3 separate regions of the Homo sapiens genome follow, and regions 2 and 3 are each linked to region 1. A link is a loop called in an ENCODE intact Hi-C map of the cell type or tissue named here. Cell type or tissue: PC-9. All regions are shown on one strand. Region 1 overlaps INPP4B (inositol polyphosphate-4-phosphatase type II B). Region 2 overlaps INPP4B (inositol polyphosphate-4-phosphatase type II B). Region 3 overlaps INPP4B (inositol polyphosphate-4-phosphatase type II B).

Evidence for each region. Peaks named below come from ENCODE experiments on the same cell type or tissue, not always from the same donor. Only the 100,000 strongest peaks of a DNase experiment are listed, where the experiment ranks them.
Region 2: a loop joins it to region 1, with 13 times the contacts of the local background. A loop is called at or near these places in 8 of 110 quality-filtered maps.
Region 3: it touches region 1 in a loop (7-fold over the local background); 3 of 110 quality-filtered maps call a loop at or near these places.

What each region holds. Positions count from the first base shown.
Region 1 is chr4:142,715,654-142,723,653 of GRCh38, forward strand. All of the region lies in intron 2 of INPP4B (inositol polyphosphate-4-phosphatase type II B), which reads right to left. Among named protein-coding and RNA genes, the nearest start is that of INPP4B, 130 kb to the right of the region's middle. In PC-9, a CTCF peak has its summit at 4,704 (motif pointing left); a DNase peak (open chromatin) is centred at 4,398; H3K27ac peaks cover 1,532 bases.
Region 2 is chr4:142,405,135-142,413,134 of GRCh38, forward strand. INPP4B (inositol polyphosphate-4-phosphatase type II B) reads right to left here. Exons shown (of 26, transcript NM_001101669.3): 6 at 72-190. Among named protein-coding and RNA genes, the nearest start is that of INPP4B, 440 kb to the right of the region's middle. In PC-9, no CTCF peak of the experiment used is centred here; DNase peaks (open chromatin) are centred at 1,317, 3,027 and 3,967; H3K4me3 peaks cover 1,925 bases; H3K27ac peaks cover 5,598 bases.
Region 3 is chr4:142,468,928-142,476,927 of GRCh38, forward strand. All of the region lies in intron 2 of INPP4B (inositol polyphosphate-4-phosphatase type II B), which reads right to left. Among named protein-coding and RNA genes, the nearest start is that of INPP4B, 370 kb to the right of the region's middle. In PC-9, a CTCF peak has its summit at 4,648; DNase peaks (open chromatin) are centred at 4,334, 4,954, 5,664 and 6,924; H3K4me3 peaks cover 5,453 bases; H3K27ac peaks cover 6,764 bases.

The sequences.
Region 1 (8,000 bases):
TGTAGCAGAAGAGAGCCCTGGGAAGGAGCTCTGGGAGAAGTTAGGGTTGCAGTTAGCTATGACTGCCTAACAAATTATCCCAACATTTAGTGGCTTCAAATATTGACATTTGTTTTGTTAACCATCTGCATTTTAGGCTGGGACCATGGGGAGATAGCTTTTCTCTGTTTCACTCATTATCACTTGGGCTGTGGCAAGGCCAGGAGCTGAGACCATTTGAAGATTTGTTTATTTACATGGTTGGCAAATGATGCTGGCTGTTGGCAGAGACCTTAGCTGGACTGTCAGCTGGAACACCTTACAAATGGTTACTCCATTAGGCCTGGACTTTCTCACAACATGATAGCCAGATTCTAAGGACAAGTGTCCCAAAAAAGAGAGAGGCAAGCAGCTTCTATGTCAACTTTATGACCTACATTTGGAGATCACATAGCATTACTTCTCCAGTGCTTAACACAGCAGACACAAACCCACTCAGGTTCAAGGGAGGGGAAAATAGTCCTCACCTCTTGATGGGGATGCCAACGAGGTTCTGGAAAAACATTTGAGACTGGAGACATTGCTGTGGCCATTTTTGCAAACTAATCCATTGTCATTAATTAAAATTGTTTAGTTCTCAAATAAAAGAAACCTTAGTCAAACCTGTTTAATAACATACACATACATATTCTACAAAAATTAGCAAGCTATAGGCTTCAAGTATGGCTAGATTCAGTGACCCAAATGATACTATCGCATCTTTCTAATACTTGCTCATTCATTCTGTATCTTGGCTCTTTCTTATCTCTCAATTTTTTTCTTTTAATTTTTAACTGTTGCATTATCTTCCCCAAACGGCAGAACAAAAAATTACTGGCTGCCATAAGTCAACATCCTGACAATTTTGATCCTAAAAGAAGAATCTTTCTCTCTTAAATAGCATTTCTCATGTTATGGCTATGAATAATTCTGCTCAGGGCACGTGCCCAATCCTTGCAGAATCACTGGATCCTGAAAGGTAAAGTTTCCTAACAGGCCAGGTAGAGGTCCCAAGTCTACATTAGCAGCAAGTATTTAAATCTCATTGTATTAAAGTTTTTTCATATGTAGGATGGATTTCTGGCATATTCATTGTGAAACGACCTCAATTACCCTGCCTCTTCTATCCAACCAATTGTAATGGTCAGTAGCATGCAGTAATTTGTGTCAGTTCTGAACCTTGGGCCTCAAGAGCTCTTTCACATTTCTGCCTTCTCCTTCTTAGAACCCTGCTACCAACATGAGGATAAGGTATTAAGTGATAGGTTAACATAAGTAAAACCTCTAATTCAGTTTCTTACACATAAGAGCAGGATAAATGGTTACTATGATCAATCTTATTATTTCTATTTTCTAGTTTTGTCTTCATAATAACCCTAGGTATGACCATGGCAAGTATTACTGTCCTTTTTATTGATGAGGAAATGAATATACCAAGTGGTTAAAATGTATAGATTACCAAATGTAAAAGTACTGATAGAGTGGGCAGGTAGACCTTGAAATACATGCTAATGAGATTAGTGGCTGCATGAAGGACAGTAAATTTTGAGACTAAATTTTATGAGGATGAATTTTGAAACTGACTTGATGGAATTCATAGTGGCTAATATACATTAACTACTTACTATGTACCAGTAACTATTCTAAGTTTCTATTAATATCCTCACTTAAGTAACTAAATTATGTAAGAATCTTTCTTTCCCAGTTTTGCAGAAGAAGGCAATATTAGACACAGAGCTTAAATAGCTTGCTTCAGCCAGGAAGCAATAAGCTAAGAAGTTACCAGTCTGGGATTCGAACCCAAACTATCTGGCTACCAAAATGTCCATCAATGGTAGACTGGATTAAGAAAATGTGGCACATATACAACATGGAATACTATGCAGCCATAAAAAAGGATTAGTTCTTGTCCTTTGCAGGGACATGGATGAAGCTGGAAACCATCATTCTGAGCAAACTATCACAAGGACAGAAAACCAAACACCACATGTTGTCACTCATAGGTGGGAAATGAGCAATGAGAACACTTGGACACAGGGCGGGGAACATCACATACCGGGGCCTGTCGTGGGGTGGGGAATTGGGGGAGGGATAGCATTAGGAGAAATACCTAATGTAAATAACGAGTTAATGGGTGCAGCACACCAACATGGCACATGTATACATATGTAACAAACCTGCACATTGTGCACATGTACCTTAGAACTTAACATATAATAATAAGAAAAAAGAAAGCAAAAAAAAAAAAAAAAAAGAATTGCCCCTTGTACACTCTTCTGTCTCTGAAACGAAGAACAAGATGTTAGGAAAGGGGAGAAAAAAGTTAAATTCTAGGTAGAAAGAATGGTAAATGCAAAGCCAGCAGGGTAGAAATAAGTAAGTCGTATGCATATGAGATCAACCAGGCTGTATAGCTACAAGGCAACATCTGGGTGAGGAATCGACTGGAAATGAGGTTGAGAAAATTTAGAATGCAGCAGCAGAAAAGCAGTCTTTGAATGTCAGATTGAGGTGTTTGAATTTATGAAATAGCCCAAAGGAAACCCCATTCTCTCTGTTTTAACTTAATCCACTTAAATGTACAAGCAAATGAACATGTTGAGAAGAAATGCACTGATACATATAGAAATGGAAGTTAGCTTTTTAAGTGTAGTTAAAACAGTTTGTTTAAAACTGGCGGGCTCTCTATTCAAAATACCTCATGAGCAGTTGTCATTTAACTATAAATTACGAAGAAAGTGGCAGACTGAAGACAGATGCCCCAATCGGATCTTATTCCTTGCCCCTTCTAGAGAGTTAAGTATGGGAAGCATAGGCTGGACTATTCTAGATCAAGCAAACTTGTGCGTCCGCATCAGGCTCAATGATAAGAGTGTCTTAACTGAACATTAAGCTAGCGCTGTGCCTTCTGTTCATGAATAGCACTTTCTCATGGCATAGGTAGTCAGGGCCACGAGCAAGTGCTATTCATGAATGAAAGGTACAGCATTAGCTTGATGTTCATATTGATGTTCATATGCCAAGTAACTGTAGCATGATTTCAAATGTCTGCCTCATCACCTGTAAACATAATTAAAGAATAACAATCAAAGTCTTGGGGAAAATCCTGTTAAGTCCTTTTTACTGGTAGTTCTAAAATAGAGATGCAAAACTCAGTAAGATTTAAGAAACTCAGTGTTAATCTTATGAAGTTAAACCAATAATCCTCAAATATAACAACTTCAGTATGAAAGTACATATTCCCTGAGCCTATGAACTAGCTCAGTTAGCCCCACCTCACTATACCAACTAAAAAAATCTTAAACATGATAAAGATGTAACATTTACATTAATATTTTCCTTGGTACAATGTGCTTCAGGAAAGCAAATGTTTTTATAATTATCTTTACATCTTGAATGGATTTAAAGCAGATTTTTTTCCAAGGGAGAGAAATGGGAACAACTCTTCCTTTCTCTTTATCACTTACAAACCTGCTTCACACTTGGTTGACTCACACCCAATCACCTATGACTGATTTCTAAATCATGCTTAAGATCCAACAAATTAGATTGAATCCTCCTGCTAATGTAAACCTAACCTTATAAAAAATTAATGGCATTATTTAAAATAACATTATTAGTATCTATTGAACATTGGCCAATACTACAATTTTCTTATTTTTTATTTTTTGAGACAGGGTCTTACTTTGCCACCCAGGCTGGAGTGTAGTGGTGTGACCACGGCTCCCTGCTGCCTCAACCTCTCGGGGGTTAGGTGATCCTCCCACCTCAGCCTCCTGAGTAGCTAGGACTACAGGTGCCCGTCACATGCCCAGCTAATTTTTGTATTTTTAGTAAAAATGGGGTTTCGCGATGTTGCCCAGGCTGGTCTCAAATTCCTGGCCTCAAGTGATCTGCACGCCTCGGCCTCCCAAAGTGCTGGGATTACAGGCATGACCCATTGAACCCAGCCTATAATTTTCTTATTAATTTCTGAAAAAAATGAGATACTTTTACTAATTCTTAAAAACTAAAAAATTATATGTACTATAATCCATGGAAAATATCATTTTTTCTTATTTCTAGATGATGTTGTCAACTCATGAGCAAACATTCATAATACTCTATGGCATCTATCCAAAAGTTGAGTACCTTGTAACAACTGAACAGAGATCCATGAAAGTTTAGAAATTATTAAGGAAAAAAATTAAAGATAGAATTTACTAAGTAAAAAGGGCACAGATGTGGATGCCGAAAAATTAATACTACACAATCTTCTGATGGGCTATAGCACCAAATGCTGTTACAAAAACAGAATGAAACAAAACCAAAGCACAAATACCCATCCAATGATGGCATAAATGAATCATAAAGTATCAAAGCAGAAGTTTAGAGCTCTGGCATCAGGTACAATTCCTGACAAATTACTCAAGTTCACCCATAATTCGTCATTGTCATCTCAATGATACAGAGAATACTGGAAGTAAAAATAACTTGTTACATGTGAACAGAAACTGGTTTAGAAAATAATTCAAAAATATTTTATGCCTGCACTCCTACTCTTTGTACGGCAAAAAAAATAGTTCTTAAACTTTCAAATTAAGTACCTACTATTCTCAGGTAAGATGTTCTAATGAAGTATCATTTTTTATTGTTAGCAAATTAAGGTCACAGGACCCCTAGGAGGTTGCTGCTGACATCTAGTGGCATACTTTTTAAAACATCAAATTCATTAAAAATATAGAGAGCTATCCCTCATTACCCAGTGGGGTATGGTTCCAGGTTTCCTCTTTCCCAATGTACCAGAATATGCGGATGTTCAAGTCCCTTATATAAAACGGCATAGTCTTTGCACATAACCTATGCACATCCTCCCAGACACTTTATATCATCTCTAGATTATAATACCTACTACAGTGTAAACGCTATATAAATAGTTGTTTTACTGCATTGTCTTTTAATTTGTATTATTTTTTATTGTCTGTTTTTTTTTCCAAATATTTTTGATTCCCAGTTGGTTGAATCTATGGATGTGGAACCCATTAATATGAACAGCCAACTGTATATGTGTATATATATACATATATATATATATATACATATATATATAATCTCTCTCTCTCTCTCTCTCTCTCTCTCTCTCTCTCTCTCTCTCTCTCTATATATATATATATATATAGTTTTCTTATTTTTTATTTTTTGAGACAGGGTCTTACTTTGTCACCCAGGCTGGAGTGCATCTCGTGTGTGTGTGTGTGTGTGTGTGTGTGTGTGTGTATGATTTTCAGCATCATATATATAGAGAGAGAGAAAGAGAAGAACAAACATACATTTATGTTCAAGCGTGTACTTGCAAAATCTAGTGGACATGTTACCAATTATTTGTAGCCCAGATCACTTTGTCTTCAATGATGTGATTCTCCTTCCAAAGTAATCTTAGTGCTGCAAAACCAGAAATAAAAATGAGCAGATCTGCTAAAGCCTTAAAGGAACCAATTCCCTCAAAGACTTTAGTCTTTTACTGGGAATTGCCAATTCTCTGAGAGCCCCAATTCCCAAAGGCTTCTCCCCAAACCCAATAGGCCTAATTTCTTTTCAGCTTTCCAAATAACCATGACCCTACTCCATTTCCATACCTGGCATTTAAGTACTTTTAGGATCTTAGCCTAGAGAGACTCCACTATAGAGCAGAGTATATGCTCTTGCACAAAAATGCTTTTGTTGGGTAGGGCAGGTTAGATTTTTCTGCAATGATGTATGGAGTGGCACAAAGCCAGTAAGTGATAAAATTAAGCTGTCTCCCTTTGGTGAAGAGAATGTGTTCCTACAGTGGTGTTATAAATTAGTTGATTGGAATTTAGATTTTATTCTTATTAAAACGATGTCATAAGGCCGGGCGCTGTGGCTCACGCCTGTAATCCCAGCACTTTGGGAGGCCGAGGCGGGTGGATCATGAGGTCAGGAGATCGACACTATCCTGGCTAACACAGTGAAACCCCGTCTCTACTAAAAATACAAAAATTAGCCGGGCGTGGTAGCGCGTGCCTGTAGTCCCAGCTACTTGGGAGGCTGAGGCAGGAGAATTGCTTGAACCCGGGAGGCAGAGATTGCAGTGAGCCGAGATCGCGCCACTGCACTCCGGCCTGGGTGACAGAGAGAGACTCCGTCTTAAAAAAAAAGATGTCATAAAAGCATAGTAGGTTCTCCAGGTAGTCCTAATTAATACAAAACATAGCAAAATTATAACTTTCTTATTACAAAGAGATCTTTTAGTCTTTTAAATATACCTTCAATGGAAATCCTGGAGATTCAAGGAGCTCATTCACTCAAAATTTGTCTGCTTTACTCATAAGGAAAAGTAAACGTGGCTGGCAGAAAGATCTTTTTTACAATTATATTGAAGAAAAAAATCCGTGTCTGTGTGTGCACCTTTATATATGATATCAAATTATATATATATACACACACACATATACATATGTATACATACAAGAATATACCAGAATATGCAAATCAATGACAGTATGGCGGATACCACAACTAAGTGTGAGTGAATGTAGTGTAGGCTGGCTAAGGGAGAAAGGGAGTTGTAATATAATGAAGGTCTCAGAAAGCATCTTAAAGAGAAGTTTTAAGGTTACATAGTTTTTGGAATAAAGAAGAAAGCAGACCAGACATTCAAAGCCAAGCTTTAAACCTAAGCAAAGACAAGAATGTTTGGAATATGTGGTGTTAAGAGAGACATAAATAAGGTAAGAAACATAGCTGGGGAATTGATGGAAGACCTTGAACAGTAGCAGGAGCTGATTCTAGACAATGCTGTGGTTTATAGTTCTGAGAGTTTCAAAAAGATAAAATATTGCACAGAAACTAATACCCAGAAGAGTTAAAAAGACCAAGAACTTTTTGCAAATGAAAAAAATCATAAAAGCCACATTCTTAAAAACTACCATAACAGCTTCTTTTCATGTAAATTTTTCTTTAATAATTACTTTTTAATCACTTCTCCATAAAAATGTTCAATGATTTATTCTCTGATTTGCAGTTTAAATACTCATTGGGAGCATACTGTGCTGATGTTATGAATATGTTTTTGTAAAGCATTGTATGGTATATATCAGACATAGAACCTAATTTCGGCACTGTGAGATTTACATGTACTTTTCATCACTAGCCTTAAACTATTTCTAACTCTCATTTAAATGCATGGTCACTAACTTATTAATCAACCTGCAAGTTATGATGCTGTACTTTCAGTTGTTATTATAGTAGGTATGTGATAAATAATAGAAAATATAATCTGTAATAAACCCTTAAAATATCACAAGATTTGTATCCTTTTAAATCTCAACATGTATCACATCTGTATCATTTCCTACATCAAATAAACCAAAATAAAACCAATCTGTAAACAATATATTTACAACTTATTTCTTACTGTCCTTGAACATAAGTAACCCTGTATAGTAGCCTTATAACCCAGTTTCTTTTCAATTTACAAAATTGTGTTTACAGAAAGCCTAAATATAGTAAACCTACAGTACATAAAAGAATTGCTGAATTCTTAATATGCTATTTCAATTTCCTCCAGAAAAAATTCAATATATGTGAGAATAAAATTTAACATTCCTGCATAATAAAAATATAATTACAGTCATGAAATTTTCTTAATTGAAATTTGATCTATTTCCAGGACATGTAAACCTATGTAAAAATTGAACAGAATCACGGTCTGTATTTTTACATGTAATCCTACCATGGTATACCTACCAGGTATATTGAAAGATATTTTAACCTGACTAATTGAAGTTCCCTCCATCTTTGGATGACAAAATTAAGAAAATTGTAACTATAACTTATAACCAATAACTTCACATTAAAACGCTACCTGAAAAGTTGTTTAAATGCCCTTTTTAAAAGAGTCAAATGTAGAACTCACAGGTATCTGCACACATAAAAGTGTCGGTTAATCCAACAGATTGCATGCTGAGCCCATTGCCAGA
Region 2 (8,000 bases), 310 kb before region 1:
GAGAGCAAGAGCGAGCGAGCCAGCAAGAGAGAGAGAGAGAGAGAGATTAATGTAGGCACACAGCATCTCACCTCCACAATTTCGGTGCTGGAGTATCTTGTCAGACTCTGCTCCACGGGGTGGATTACGGAGATCTGCACCAGTGTATTCAGTTTACGATCACGGACAGGAGCCACGAGATCCTTGCATGCTGGCAACGGCAGAGGAGACAGAAAGAAAAGAAACTAACACCATATCTCAGGGAAAACTTCTGCGCCGGGCTGAAAGTGAACTTAGCTACAGCACTGAAGGAAATCTCCTGGGGCTCAGGCTGGTTTTACAGAGGAAGTCCCTTGGAAGTACCTTACAGAAATAGGAAGTCACGTGCTGTGGAGCTGAATTGAGAGTTCATTTCCACTGACCACATTTGCAGTTCATGCAAGTCTTTACTGGTCTGAGATCCCAGCTCTAATGCGTGACTATGCACACATGGCTCAGAAACCTCAGTGACTTTAATTAGCCATTAAGCCCTGGGCTTTAAGTCACACTCCTTGAGGATGTGAAAGTTGATTTGGGCCATATCTGGGAAACTTTGGTGTTCCTTATTGACATGGGTTGGATTAGATCAAGTGTTTGAATTCATACTTGGTCCTTACCTATGTATTCACTAGAACTGGCCTCCCACAGTAATACACACCAACAGAAACAAGGAGAGCAGTTTCTCAACCACAACAGCACACAAGCAGGGGAAGAGGAAGCAGAGGTAGGATTTTTAAAGCCCTGGTCTGGAATTCAAGCTAAGCCTGGAGGAGATGGGTTAATTCTTGCCCAGGGGCCACAAAAGTTAAAAACTTTCCCTTGAGACACCAGGCTCATATTACAGACCCTCGCCACCATACCATATTTACTTGAATATTTTCTCCTCTCACATATCATTCCCCCAATTTGAGGAAGAAAAATCCAGAAAAATATTCCTTTTAAGCAAGTCTGAATCGACTTTCCTCTCTATCCCCGCCACCCTCGCCTCCCACCTTTGAAATAATAATTTTACTCCCTTCAGCTGAGTTGCTGAGATGTAAAGTGCCCTCACTAGAGGTGGTTCAAGTTAAATTCGGCTGGTGGCTTGCTGCAGGCTGGAGCTATGGATGGGGGAAGTAGCCCTGGGTCCTTGATTTCATGGTGAGGGCATGCAGGGTTCTATACCATCCCTACCCCACTTCTCAGACCATAACAGGAAGGGAGAGAAAGATGAGGTATTTAAGGTATGTTGTGGTCAGAGCTTGCAAGGTCCTTACCATTGGTAACAAAGGTAATATGGCTTAAATCTGAAACTTGAAAGCAAAGGAAAGTATAGATGCAATTATCACCTTTCAATTGTTTACAGATAATCTCTTTCAGAAGTACAAGGAGATAGAAAAAGCAGGAACTTCGGAATGAAACAGGCTTGGTTTTAGTCCAGTTCAAATAGCTAGGCAACACTGGGAAAATTATTTAACTGCTTAACTTCTTACCAGACTTTCAGATCCTGCTGCTTCTGTATGGCGTTTTGTCATATACTTTTTTTTCCTTATATAAACCACATGCCTCTAGTAACAGAAGAGAGCTTATGAAAGCATGTATGGAAAAAACATAATAGCTACAATGTATTTAACCCTTACTATTTTTGAGGCATTTTGCTAATTATCTCTCTATTCCTTAAAATGGTGCTTTGAATTATTTCAGTTTTACATAGAACTAGAACTAGAGGCTTGGAAACATGAAGTGCTCACATTTACATTACTAGAATTCTCTGGTAGCTTACATCCTACCCCACTGGCTTCATTTCTCTTCTTGGCATGCCGACCTGCCCTCCTGCACAATGGCACCTCTCTTTGGAAGACCCACCGCCACACCACGATTATTACTCAACCCAAGAGACTTAGAGTTTTAAAAAATACTGGTGCCAGGTTTCAATAATGTCAACGTATCACCGGAAGGAAAGAAAAAGCTAGATTTAGATTTTCACTGTTCTTTGGTGGTTATTTTGATCATTTCCTTTACTTGCAATATGAATGTGTTTAATTTTATTGCTCATAAAATTCAACTGTTGGTTTTCTGCTTACAGTAAACAGCTCTTTTTCCGTTTCCTGATATTGACATATATCTATCAGAATTTTAAAGCTGAGGCCACTGTGTTTCAAATACAGGCATCTTGCCCACTTTCTGCTTGTAGCCCCATCTTTTACCTTGTGAGCTCATGACACCTTTGCTCAAAATAAGTCACTTCTTTTCTGAGTTCTTATCAGACTTGATTGTGGGCTGTGGTTATTTCCCAGAAATGAGCAGCTGTTCTCCATTTTATCAGAGAGACTCTCACCCTCGTTCCCCATAAAAACAGAGAAAATTTCTATTACACTGAAATGTTCTGTCCAACCCAATTTGCACATTCCCTAATACTGATAAAAATAATGATGATGCTTTGTATTTTTATTATATTCCACATCTAAAAACAATACGGTTACATCTTGTCAGGAAAACAATAATAGTTACATCTTGGGCTGCACTTTTTTCTTCCTACAGCTCAGAGGATTTACTGTACCCTAAGTCTTATGCAGCATGATATCCTGGAGAGAACCCGAGATCAGGCAGAATTCCTAAGCTGTGCTCCCAGATTTCCTGCTTTCTAGTTCTGTGGCACTGAGTAAGTCACAAACTCTGACACTTAATTGCCTCATCTATCTACCTACCTCTCAGGGTGGAAGTGAGGAAATTGGGCCTTTTTATAAATGGACTTTTCTATGCAAAAAAAAAGTTTACTAATATCATACTAATATATATTAATATCAACATTTACCAATATCTGGTGTTTTATTATTGTGTAAAATTGTTTTTATTGACTCAGTCATACTCAGCTTTTTAAAAGCTGTTACCAGGTCCAATATTTCTTCATAAATACCAAATTAGTACATGAGTCATTGCATTTCATAAGGTGAAACCTATTCACATCATGGATCTGTACATACTGAATCAGTCCCACCAGACGGCTGATAAATAATGAGTGATTGGATTGTTTTGTGAAGATATTACTCATATGATCACTATAAAATCTAATCCGTATGAGAATTATTTAGCAGCCAATAAAGAATCCTGAAAAATCTGTTTTCAGGAAAAAAAAAAAGTGAATGGGTGAGGTGGCTTATGCCTGGAATCCCAGCAATTTGAGAGGCCGAGGCCAGGATGACCTGACATCAGGAATTCCAGACCAGCCTGGCCAACATGACGAAACCCCATCTCTATTAAAAATACAAAAATTAGCTGGGCGTGGTGGCACACTCCTGTAGTGCCAGCTACTTGGGAGGCTGAGGCACAAGAATTGCTTGAACCCCAGGGGCGGAGGTTGCAGTGAGCTGAGATCACACCACTGCACTCCAGCCTGGGTGACAGAATGAGACTCTGTCTCATAAATAAATAAAAAGTTATATCTGTCTTCCAGCTATACTTACCACTGCTCATTAACCAAATATAATTCTACTCTAGGAGTGGCCTGCATCTGTGGCCTTCATCAGCTCAGAAGACTAAAAGAAAGCAATGCTTTGGGATTTTGCTTCTGTTTCGTTTTGTTTATTTAAGAATTCTACCCACTTCAATCTAATGGTCAGTAACAAACAAATGCTACTGCAATCCTTCATTCATCAGTAGATTTTTAATTTCTGCCTTCTTAATGGCTTTGCTTAGTATTGAATTGTTTAAAAGTGTTCTTAGACCTCAGAAGAGTTTAAATATGCAGGATGTTGATAGATGGGGATTCTAGTGTGCTTGTATCCAGTGTATTTTTTATTGAAATGTGGGAAAAATAATAATACAGAAGGAATATATTTTTAAACCATAATTTGTGACTTGTCATCAGAAAAAAAATAAAGAGCAATAAGTGACTTTTTATTTCCTGATTACTTTTGCTATGGTAACTAGTAACATGAGGGTTCACATTCTACTATGAGTAGCTGTGAGTGAGATGCCTACAGGCATCCCCAGCTCATATTTGTACAGGAGCCAGGCAGTTTTCACTCTACGAGAAGGAAATCCTCAGTGGAAGCATAATAATAAAAATAAATGGAGGGGGCCACATGCGGTGGCTCACGCCTGTAATCCCAGCACTTTGGGAGGCCAAGGAGGGCAGATTGCTTGAGGTCAGGAGTTCGAGACCAGCCTGGCCAACATGGCAAAACCCCATCTCTACTAAAAATACAAAAATTAGCTGGCCATGGTGGTGGGTGCCTTTAATCCCAGCTACTCGGAGGGCTGAGGTGGGAGAGTCGCTTGAACCCGGGAAGCGGAGGTTGCAGTGAGCCGAGATTGCGTCATTGTGCTCTAGCCTGGGCAACAGAGCGAGACTCCTTCTCAAAAAATAATAAATAAATAAATAAATAAATAAAGAGACTCAATATCTCCGGTGACTGAGACTCTATCTCAAAAAATAATAAACAAATAAAGACTCAATATGTCCAGGGAGGGCTAGGCACTGAACAAACTGGAAAGCTTACACTATGTCATAAGATGGAACCTCTATACAAAGTCATTGCCTGAAAAAATGAAGGCCCACTGTGTCCTTGATTTTAGGATTTCTCCAAAGCTTGAAATCCCCAGTCACTGTGCAGGTGAACACTGGAACAGCTGCACAAAATACATCTGTTTGATAGATTTGGCCAGAAGTTTTTCTGAGGAATAGAAATTGCCAAATTCTAGTCTTGACGCTTACAGCTACTACCTAGCCTCTTAGGAAGAGGGCACAGATTTTCTTCTGCTCCAGTAGTTCTCACTGGAGAGTCCAGAGCTAAAAGGTGGGACTCTTCAGGATTTTTGTGAAATCAAAGATACTGTCTATACCAAAATACTGCTTTTTATAAAATATCAGTTTCTGTTTCCTGTGGCCATTATTTCAAAATCAGGTGAAGGCTATTGAGTCCATGATCATTTCTATCATTCCAACCAATTTTGGCTGGAAGCCTAAAAATACCTCTTGATTCACATCAGAGAGCTCAGTCTCAGCAATAATCAATTTGAAGTAGAACACAACTGTTCATTCAGGTGCTTTTGAGTTCAGCAACACTGCTCGAATTCAAGTAGTTGTAAAGCATACATTAGACAAGGGGGGTGTCAACAAGCAGATGCCTGCCCCAGGCTTTCACGAGAGTGGTGGTGTGAACCACTGAGGCACTGTGAATTGGTGGTCAACCCCAAGTGACCATCTCTTTCCCCCTAAGAAAACTTTCTTCTGTGAAGTGAGGTCTTTTCTCTTGCCTCACTCTTACTTCATCTCTCTTCTTGCCATTCATTGTTAATGGAATCTAACAAAATTTATCCTCTTTCTTCCAGAACAAAGCAGTGGCCACAGGTGCGTGGGAATCAGTGAGGGGGATATGACAAGAATTTCCACATCTCTACAATTCTGTACTCAAAATTAGCCAAAGGAAATTTAGACTTAGAGGAGAAACCACATACCATAGTGTATGGAGGATAAAGAAATTTTTTTTAACTTAAGATAAAACCTTATTTGAGAGAGCTATATATGACTTTGGATGAATTACTCAATCTCTTTGAATCTCTATTCTAGCATCTGCAAAATGGAAGTAAAAGAATGTACTTCATAAATTTGCTATAAAGACAATAAGGTAATGTATATAGAATGCTAATATATGAGTCCCTTTAAATTATTATTGACATTAATATATAGTTATACTGTGCATTAACACAAAAAATGGATTTTATCTATCCTATATTTTTATACTAATCATATGCTCAAGATATTCCAGATTGGTCCTAATTTTATATAAAGTTATTCTTTTTTCAATAAAAGCATTTGTTAAATATATACCTGTGATTTTTTTCACCTTATTTTCAGATAGCTAAATATACATTTTTAAAAGCTCTTTACTAGATCATGTGTTAATTGTGAAAATCAGAGGCATCATTAATATGCTGCTTTCTGTGAAATCAGATGTGTACACTTGCACTTGTAATTTTCACCTCTAATGAGGTACTTCCAAATGAGAAACTTACAATGGAGAAAGCAAACTTGACTTTCTCTCTCCCAGCATATGTGCTACATGTAAATGGTCAACTCACCCTTTAAGCAGGGGTTTAACTAGGAGGTTAGGGTTCCATTACTCAGTGGATGATGGCCCACAGGGGAGCACTTGCTTAACTACTGAGATGTCCCAAAGGGTCAGGGAAAGAGTTGCTTCTCTGCTCTGTACATTTCCTTCATCAAAAAGGAAGACTATGGATGCTAATAAAGCTTCTTTTTCTTGCAATTAAAACTAAATGTTACAGCTAGAGCCCAATATAGTCTGATAGAAGCATACCTTCGAATCTAATGAAAGCTCACCTCTTATGCCCTCTACAGACACTGCATAGGAGAAATGGGAGAGATAAATCCATGCCTGTTAAGAGCAAAAAGGGCCAGAGTACAGAGGACATTGGCATCCTAGAATAGAAAAGTGGCCTTAATACAAACAGGGGCCAGGCACAGTGGCTAATGCCTGTAATCCCAGCACTTTGGGAGGCCCAGGCAGGCGGATCACTTGAGGTCAGAAGTTTGAGACCAGCCTGGCCAACATCGCACAACTCCATCTCTACAAAAAATACAAAAATTAGCTGGGCATGGTGATGCGCGTTTGTAATCCCAGCTACTCGGGAGGCTGAGGCACGAGGATCACTTGAACCAGGGAGGCAGAGATTGCAGTGAGCTGAGATTGCACCACTGCACTCTAGCCTGGGTGACAGAGTGAGACTCTGTCTCAAAAACAAAACAAAAAAACCCAGAGCTTTAGGGAAATACCATTTGGCTTCCCACCTCCCTCAATAGCACCATTCTTATCTCACATCATTTCCCTAAGGATGTGCAAAAGACTTTTGCAGCCTAGGGGGCAGTTTTTTATTCAGAAATTCTTAATGTTTGTTCAGGTTTCTCAAAACTGTCACATATATGTCCTTCCTCTTTGTACTTCAGAAAATTAGATTCCACTAATCAACTGATAAGCCAATTTAGGTTATGTTTCCAGTCCAATAAATTATTGGACTCCATTATATGGTTTCACAGTTAACATTCTATACCAGTGATTACATCTAGATTAAATCAGTTTATATCATACATTAAAAGATATATAGAGCACTTAAAAAGCCTAATAGCCCCTCTAATTACTTTATTAGTATAATATGCTTTTCTATTTTTAATCTCCTTTGCCTTTTTTTGTTTTTTATTCTTCCTTCCCCTCAAGAATTTTAAGACAGCAATTTTCTGAAGCCTAGGATGTCAACCTCTCCAGCTCAGATCTCCTGAGTACATTCAGAAGAGGATGCTTCCTAGGCTCAGTGCACTACAATCCATGATAATTCAATTATATATAGTAAAATGACAGAATGTACAGTGTCCCTGCCTATACTAATATCCACACAATGAGAATTGCACAAGCAGTTGGAAATACTCTCTTCACTACTATCTGTTTATGGTTATTTCTTAGAAGAATATGTCTCTATATCATGCTGAGTTGATTTATGGCCATGAATATATATCCTCCCATCTTTCTTCTGTATTCTCTGTAAAATCTTTGAGTCTTTAATTCATTGAGAGTAGCTCTCATCTTGTCCTTCCTCTCATTTTAGCTTATTTTCAATCGGGCAAGCCTGCTTTTTATAATTTTCCTTTGACATTATTCTTTTTTCTTCTCTTCTCTGCCATCTCATATTTCCTCTCCAACATATGTGTTACTCTCATCACTCTGAAAGACGAGGTTATCAAAGTCACCACTCATATATTTTATAAGACTTGGGACTCTAGGAGTCAAGCACACACTGCTCTTAACAAACCACAGCTTCTCCCCTCAGTTCACTGGTTTTAAAGTCTTTATAGAAACAAAACAAAAATGTGTTATGTTCTCCTTAACTTTTGTGTGGGAGATTTTAATTGGCACGCACTTCCTAAAGGACCATGCATCGCTGCCAACATAAGAGATATTTGTTGGAAAAATAGGAACAAATGTATA
Region 3 (8,000 bases), 250 kb before region 1:
ATATGTGTCTTGGAAATTATTCACATATAGCTACTAGAATCTAGATTAAACTATTTTTAAGATAAATGTTAAAATTAAATCTAATTTCCCAAAGGTTTTAAAAATCTTATAGTTGTTGCTCAGTTTCCATCCCTAATTGTAAAGGCAAAGTAGAATTAAGCTGACAATGGCATTCTCAACATAGCCTTCAGGTCAACAGAAAAACTGTAAAAAAAAAAAAATTCTATTAGAATTAATAAAATAACTCAAAGTTCAAGGATGCAAGGTAAATTTGCAGCAATAGCTTTTCTATATAATAGCAAAAAATAGAAAACAAAATTTCCAAAAGAATGCAGCTCCCAATAGCAGCTATAATAATCCAAATTACTACAGCAGTAACAACAAAATCAATAAAGAAATTATGAATAACTCTGTAAGGAAAATTATAAGAAGCTATAAAGAGAAGTAAAGAACTGTAACACGTGTAAGTGGGGAAATATTTACAGCATAAATATCAATTCCTTCCAAATTAATTTATATTTTTAGTATAATTCCAATGAAAATTCTAATGAAAGTAATTTTAGAAGCTCTTAAAATTTTCCAAAGTTCATTTGAAGAAAGTATTCTAGATCATAAAGAATATTCTGAATATTAATAAAATGTTTTGCTCTAATGATAAAATATATTTTGTGACATAACATGTAACACAGTGAAGAAATGGCTGAGAAAGTGATTTACAGATTAGTGGGAAAACATGGGTATCCCAGAAACATTCAATTTTATGCATTTGCTCATTCAACAAATATATAATGCCTGTCATATGCCAAGCACTGCACTAATTATTAAAGGGACAATATAATTCCTTCAGATGTCTGGTGGGGAAAAATTAACAATTATTTTTATTACAATTGAAATTGATATAAATGGGCATAGGACTCCAAGGTTGCATATAGATAGCGAACCTAAACCCAATGTATAATAAAGTGAGCACCACAAATTTATAAAAAAGAAATGAAGTATTTAATGATTGTTGAGACAGTTGCCTATCCTTTTAGAATAAAATAAATTATGTTCCATTAGACAGGGATATAAATTCCAGATGTATTATGGAAGTAAATACAAATAAAATACAAAATAAAAAGTAAAGAAAAATGGAATTGATAATTTTCACACTTTTTTGGAGGGGTCAATTCTACTTTTGAAGCTTATAAGTGCTAGAAGAAATTATAAAGAAAACGCATAGCAGATTGGGCTACATAAAAACTTCCCTAGTTTAAAAAAAAATAGGAGCAGATATAAAATTATTTGCAACAAAGGCAATATACCAAAATCTATTTTGTACAAATACTAAATATCAAATGAGAAATATTTAAAAGATGCTTCACAATGAAGAAACAATTCATGAATAAACATATGAAAAATGTTCAACTTCATTAATACTCAAGGAAATAACCATTATAAACAATGATCAACAGTATTTCATCTAACAAATTGGCAAAGAAGAAAAAGTTCATACTTGATGCTATTTTGAGATTGCTTTGAATGCTACTTTCCTACATTCCCAAGAGTATTTTCTAAGAACTCTAAAAGTGTTCCTACCCTGTCCCAGAAAATCTAGGAGGCATTCTCACCATATGTGGTTAGCACAAGATGCTCATTTCAGGCACATCCTATTTTAATACCCACTATACAATAATGCTGTTTAGACAAACGACTGTCAAATATTTATCATGATATTACAAGTACCACAGCCAGCATGTGGGAGGCATGCAATAAATATGTCGAATGTTGAATAAATTAATGAGCTTGTTTCTTCATCATTAAATAAGTGTGACATTGGCTTCTCAAAATATGTTTTCATATTCTTTGATCTAGTAATTCTAATTTTGGGTTTCCATTCTAGAGAAATAATCCTAAATGTATAAAAAAGTTATATACACAAGTTACCACAATATGACCAAAGTAGGAAAGAAATAGAAACATCCTAAATATTCAACAATAGAGGAATCTTTGAATAAATTGCATTAACTAATTTGATGGAATGTTAGGTCACTATTAAAAAGACGTTAATGAAGAGTTTAAAATGGCTTATACCAAAATGTTAAATGTAAAAAGCTGTATTTAAAAGTTGTATATCTCATTTATGACTATGGTTTGTGTAGCAGGTAAAACTCCGTGTAAAATTCCATCTTACTATTCTTTAACTTTATCTCCGTGAAGAAGTTACCTTTTTTAAGTCTGCTTTTTTCATCTATAAAATGGGAAAATGACAATACTGGCTATCACCAAATGCTGTTATTTTTAATTAACGATCAAAATAGATAATTCAAACAATGTTAGCTATACCTATCTCACAGTAAGTGTTCATGTTTCTACAGCTATAGCTTTTTTTTTAAAGCATTAAATGAAAACAAAACCTAGCATACCAGAAAGTCTAAATGCAAATACGTCAATGTGTTGGCAGTAGTTATTTTTGTTTGGTGGATTTGGCTGTCCAAAACATTTGGAACATCTCTCCTACGTCAAGGAAACATCCCACCTTACAAGTTCACACATCACCAAGACGGATGCTAGAAATCCACTTCTTAGTCTTCCTTATACATACAGAACAAATATATGGCCTAGGCTTTTCTGATACCATTGTTCAAGACTTCAGCTCAGAAAAAGAATCCATCTGGCAACCCATTCTGAGAAATGACGCCTTTGCCAGCTGTCAAGACAGTGGGGGCAGAGGTTCTGCCCTGAGGCCCAGCATCAGCAGTGTAGGCAGAGATACCTGTGCTAGCAGCAGTCACAGTGAGATTTCTTTGGAGCAGTGCTCGTGTGTATTTAGCTGGGGTTGGAGCTCCTGAGCACCCGCAATCCAAGCCTGAGCACCCGCAATCCAAGCCTGAGCCTCTGTTCTTTAGGATTTTAGTGGATCCTAGGCACTTTTGCCTTCACCAGCCCCTTCCTCCATAGTATACACACACACACACACACGTATATGTTATATAATAATATTTTATGACTGCATTGGTATAAAGATATATTAATATGGAATAAAAATCTTTCAACCTACAAATTATTTTTTTTCAGATTTTGAAAGCACTGTGGGCCTTAGCAGTACGCTTATTGAGTAAGTTCACCCTGCTTAATGTTTTCAAAGGAATTCCTTTTTCCTTTAAACTAGCTGGAGTATACCTGACTGTACAGGTGGCAAAACTACAGTGAAATTTTCACTTTGTTGAACATTTCTAGGAATTCTTAAATTCTTTGGAAAAGTATGTCTTACTTAGTAAAGAGAAAATAATACATTTATGAAGAAAAAAAGAAAATCTGAACAATTAATTTATCTTCAGTAGCTTATAGCATCAAATGAAAAAAATGCATATCTCAGAATCTTAAGCTACAAAAGTACTGTAAAGATCATTGTAGGAAAAAAAAAAAAAAGTCATTGTGTCCAATTACCCATCTGCTATTTCAATTACCTTTACCCCATACCCTGACCAAGTTGTCATTGTCAGTGATACCGAACCCAGTAAGTACTATCTCTGGAAGAAAAGCAGACATTCTGTCTCTTGATTATATGACTGTTAAAAGTTCCTCTTTAATACTGAAAAAGAAAATATATTTCTGAAATATTTTTCCCCAAATGTATCTCCAATATATGAATATTCTTTATGTTCCCATTTTAGATCCCCAATACCAGTGCCTCAGAATTATTACATAGCTCCCCATCTCAAAAGATTCTTATACCTACTTGCACAAATTTTTTCCTTTGAGTCTGTATCAATCTATGATTTCCGTAGGCCACCTGTTTCTCCAAAGCAAAGATGTGAATTACTAAATCAGAGGCACTGTATCTCTTCAGATCATTATTTCTTTGACCCCCCATCAGAAGAATACAAACTTGCATGAGGTCATAGTTTAAAAGGAAATTTGGAATCCAATACAAAATGCAGACATTTGTATTTTGAAAAGAAAAACTTTTCTACTTTATGAATTTTTCTTGAAGTAGCTACCCAAAACAAAATAGTAAAAACTACACAAAACTAGAACTCTGGGAATACCAATTATCAGTCTTGGTACTGCTCCTAAATCCTGTTACCAACAAAATCAAGGTCTCTCAGATAAATTAAATAATAAAGACAATTTAGACTCTCAACATTTGATGACTTGATTTCTAATAAAGATTAGATCCCTTAGGACATTAGCTACATGACTAAGTAAAATTAATAAAACTGATCAGTGTCATCTGATTTGTAGTTGATATTTCCTTTTTGGGGGAAAGGCCAAAATGGCAGACTAGAAGCCGCTAACAAGTGCTACTTCTAGAGGAAACAAAAGGGCTAGTGAACACTGACCCTGCAGGCTGATCATCTGAGCAACCACATCAGAATCCATCAAGGCAGCAGAGGAACGCAGAGAGCAGAAAGGAGCAAAGCAGGACACCACCCTGTCTGGGCTTAATGTAGAGTCAGCAGAACCTCTCCAAAATGGAAAAGGATGAGTAAGACCCCTCTTGGGGATACACACTGCCTACAGGGACAAATGCAAGACTGGGAATGAGATCATCCCTTTGGCCCACTCCACGGCCCCCCACCATGCTTCTAGACTGAGGCAGATGTTTTCTGGAGGCAACTCTCAAAGTGCAAGGGGAACTCTAAAAGACTTTGGCCCCAGAGCAGACCATCACCAGCACAATAGCCCCAACAGAGGTCGCAGTTTGGTGCCTGAGAGCAGTAAGATTGCTCCACCCAGCTCACTGGACAAGGTCCCATGTTAGGTTCTAGTCCAGCGGTCCCACTTCTGCCATAACTTGGCTGGCAGCCACCACCTCCTGTTGTCCTTGGAAGTACCCAGACAGCAGGGCTGGTGACTCCATGACCCCCACAGATAGCCAGATGGGAAACACCTGCTAGAACTTCCAGCCCAGCAGACTCACTTCCCTGTGAACTCAGCTGGAAAGTGCAGCTTCCTGTTATCCCGGGAAGCACCCAGATGACAAGGCAGGTGACCCCACCCACCCTTGCCTTGGATAGCCAGGTGGACAATGCTTGCTAGTTTCTGGTCTAGTGCTCCTGCTTCTGTGTGTACTCAGCCTTAAGGCATAGCTTCCTGTTGTCCCAGGAAACATCCGGGCTGCAGGGCAGGAGACCCCACCCACCCTTACCACTAGTAGCCAGGTGGGCAACACTTGCTAGAGCTTCCGGTCCAGTGGTTCCACTTCTGTCTGAACTGTCAGTGGACACAGCCTCCTGTTGTCCTGGGAAACATCTGTGTAGCTGGGCAGGTGGCCCTCTCCATTCTCACTACGGGTAACCAGGCTAGCCATACCTGCCAGAGCTTCCAGTCCGATGATCCCTCTTCTGTCTGAACTCAGCCAGTGAGTGCAGCCTCCTGTTGTCCCAGGAGACATTCAGACAGCAGGGTAAGTGACCCTGCCCTTGCCTCAAACTGCAGGTAGCTAGGCTGGCAATGCCTGTTAGAGCTTCCAGCCCAGTGATCCTTCTGCTGTCTGAGCTCAGAAGGCAGGCACAGCCTCCTGTTGTCCTGAGAAAATCCTGTAGAGCAGGGTAGGTGACCACAGGGTGAGTAACCACAGGGTGAGTGACCCCACCCACTCCCACTGCTGGTATCCAGGCAGGCAACACCAACTAGAGCTTTTAGCCCATCAGTCCTACTTCTGTGTGAACCTAGCTGGAGGGCACAACCTCTTGTTGCCCAGGAAAACACCCAGACAGTAGGGCAGACTACCCCACTGACTCCTGCTGCTGGTAGCCAGGCAGTCAACGCCTACTAGAGCTTCCAGCCCGGCAGTCCCACTTCTATGTGAACTCAGCCGGAGAGCACAGCCACCTGTTGTCTGGAGAAACATCCAGATGGCTGGATAAGTGACTCCACCTGCCCCTACCTCTCTTAGCTAGGCAAGCCACACCTGCTAGAGCTTCCAGCCCAGTGGTTTTACTTTTACTTAAATTTGCCAAAGACCACAGCCTCCTATTGCCCCAGAAACCACCTGGATGGTAAGGTAAGAAACTCCACTCACACCCACCTGTCATAGCCAGATAGGCCACACCTGCTAGAGTTTCTAGACCAGCAGTTTTGCTTCCGTCTGCACTCTGTGGGCAGGTGCAACCTTGTGATCTCCCAGGAAGCACAACTACAGCAGATTAGAACTGACCCAGAAAAGATATGGCCTGTCTGCCAACTGTGGCCCTTGCCTGAGAGAGCCCCATTGATCAGAACACTTAATAAAAGAAATTTGGGCATAGAGACAATAACTGGAGGGGACACCTCCAAGACCCAGGAGTAGAATAGAATCAAAACTAGTCGACTGAACTCATACCACAAGCAAATTTGCAAGGGCATCACAGAATATAAAAGCAAATAAACAAAAAACCCCCAAAAAACAAAACAAAAACAAAACAAAACAAACAAAAAAACATCTAAAGGACAGCAACTTCAAGGACTGAAGGAATATCAGCTCACACAGATGAGAAAAAAAAAACAGTGCAAAATTCTGGCAACTCAAAAAGGCAGAGTGTCCTTCTTACCTCTAAACAACCATACTACTTACCCAGAAATGGTTCTTACCTGGGCTGAAATGGCTGAAATGTCAGAAATAGAGTTCAGAATATGGATTGGAATGAAGATTATCGACATTCAAAAGAAAGAAGAAACCCAATTCAATGAATCTAAGAAATATAATAAAATGGTACAGAAACTAGAAGGTAAAATGGCCATTTTAAGAAAGAACCAAACTGAGCTGATAGAAGTCAAAAATCCACTTCAACGATTTTATAGTACAATTGCAAGTATTAACAGCAAAATCAACCAAGAGGAGGAAAGAATCTCAGAGTTCAAAGACGGTTTCTCTAAATTAACTCAGACAAAAAACAAACAAACAAAACCAACAGAGAAGAAAGAATGAAACCTCTGAGAAATATGAGATTATGTAAAGAGATCATATCTATGACTCATTGGCATCACTGAAAGAGAGAAGCACAAAGTAAGCAACTTGCAAAACATTTGAGGATATCATTCACAAAATTTCCTCAACCTTATTAGAGAGGCAAACATTTAAATCCAGGAAATGTAGAGAATCCCTGTGAAAAACTACACCAGAAGACCATCCCCAAGACATAATTATCAGATTCTTCAATGTTGAAATGAAAGGAAAAATATTGAAGGCAGTTAGAGAGAAGGGACAGGTCACCTACAAAGAGAACTCCATTAGGATAACAGCAGACCTTTCAGCTGAAACCTACAAGCCAGAACAGACTGGAGGACAATAGTCAGCATTAATAAAGAAATTCCAACCAATAATTTCATATTTAGCCAAACTAAGCTTCATAAGCAAAGAAGAAATAAGATACTTTTCAGAAAAGTATATGCTAAGAGAATTTATTACCACCGGACCTGCCTTATAAGAGGTTCTTAAGAGAGTGCTAAATCTTGACAGGAAAGATTGTTACCAGCCACCACAAAAACACACTTAAGTACATAAACCATTGACACTGTAAAGGAACCACACAATCAAGTCTGCATGATAACCAGCTAACAACACAAGGACAGGCTCAAACCTTAAATGTAAATGGACTGAATGTTCCAATTAAAAAGCACAGAGTGGCAAGTTGGATACAGAAACAAGACCCAACTGTGCTGTCTACAAGAGACCCATCTCACATGCAGTGACACCCATAAGCTCAAAGAAAAGGGATGGAGAAATATCTACCAAGCAAACAGAAAAAAGCAGGGGTCGCTATTCTAATTTCAGATAAACCAGACATTAACAAACAGTGATCAAAAATGACAAATAAGGGCATTACAAAATGGTAAAGGGTCAAATTCAACAAAAAGACCTAACTATCCAATGTATACACACCCAATGCAGGAGCACCCAGATTCATGAAGCAAGTTCTTAGATACCTAAGAAGAGTCTTAGACAACCACACAATAATAGTGAAAGACTCCAAAACCCCACTGACAGATAGTATGAGAGTGATTATCAAGGCAGGAAAGTAACAAAGATATTC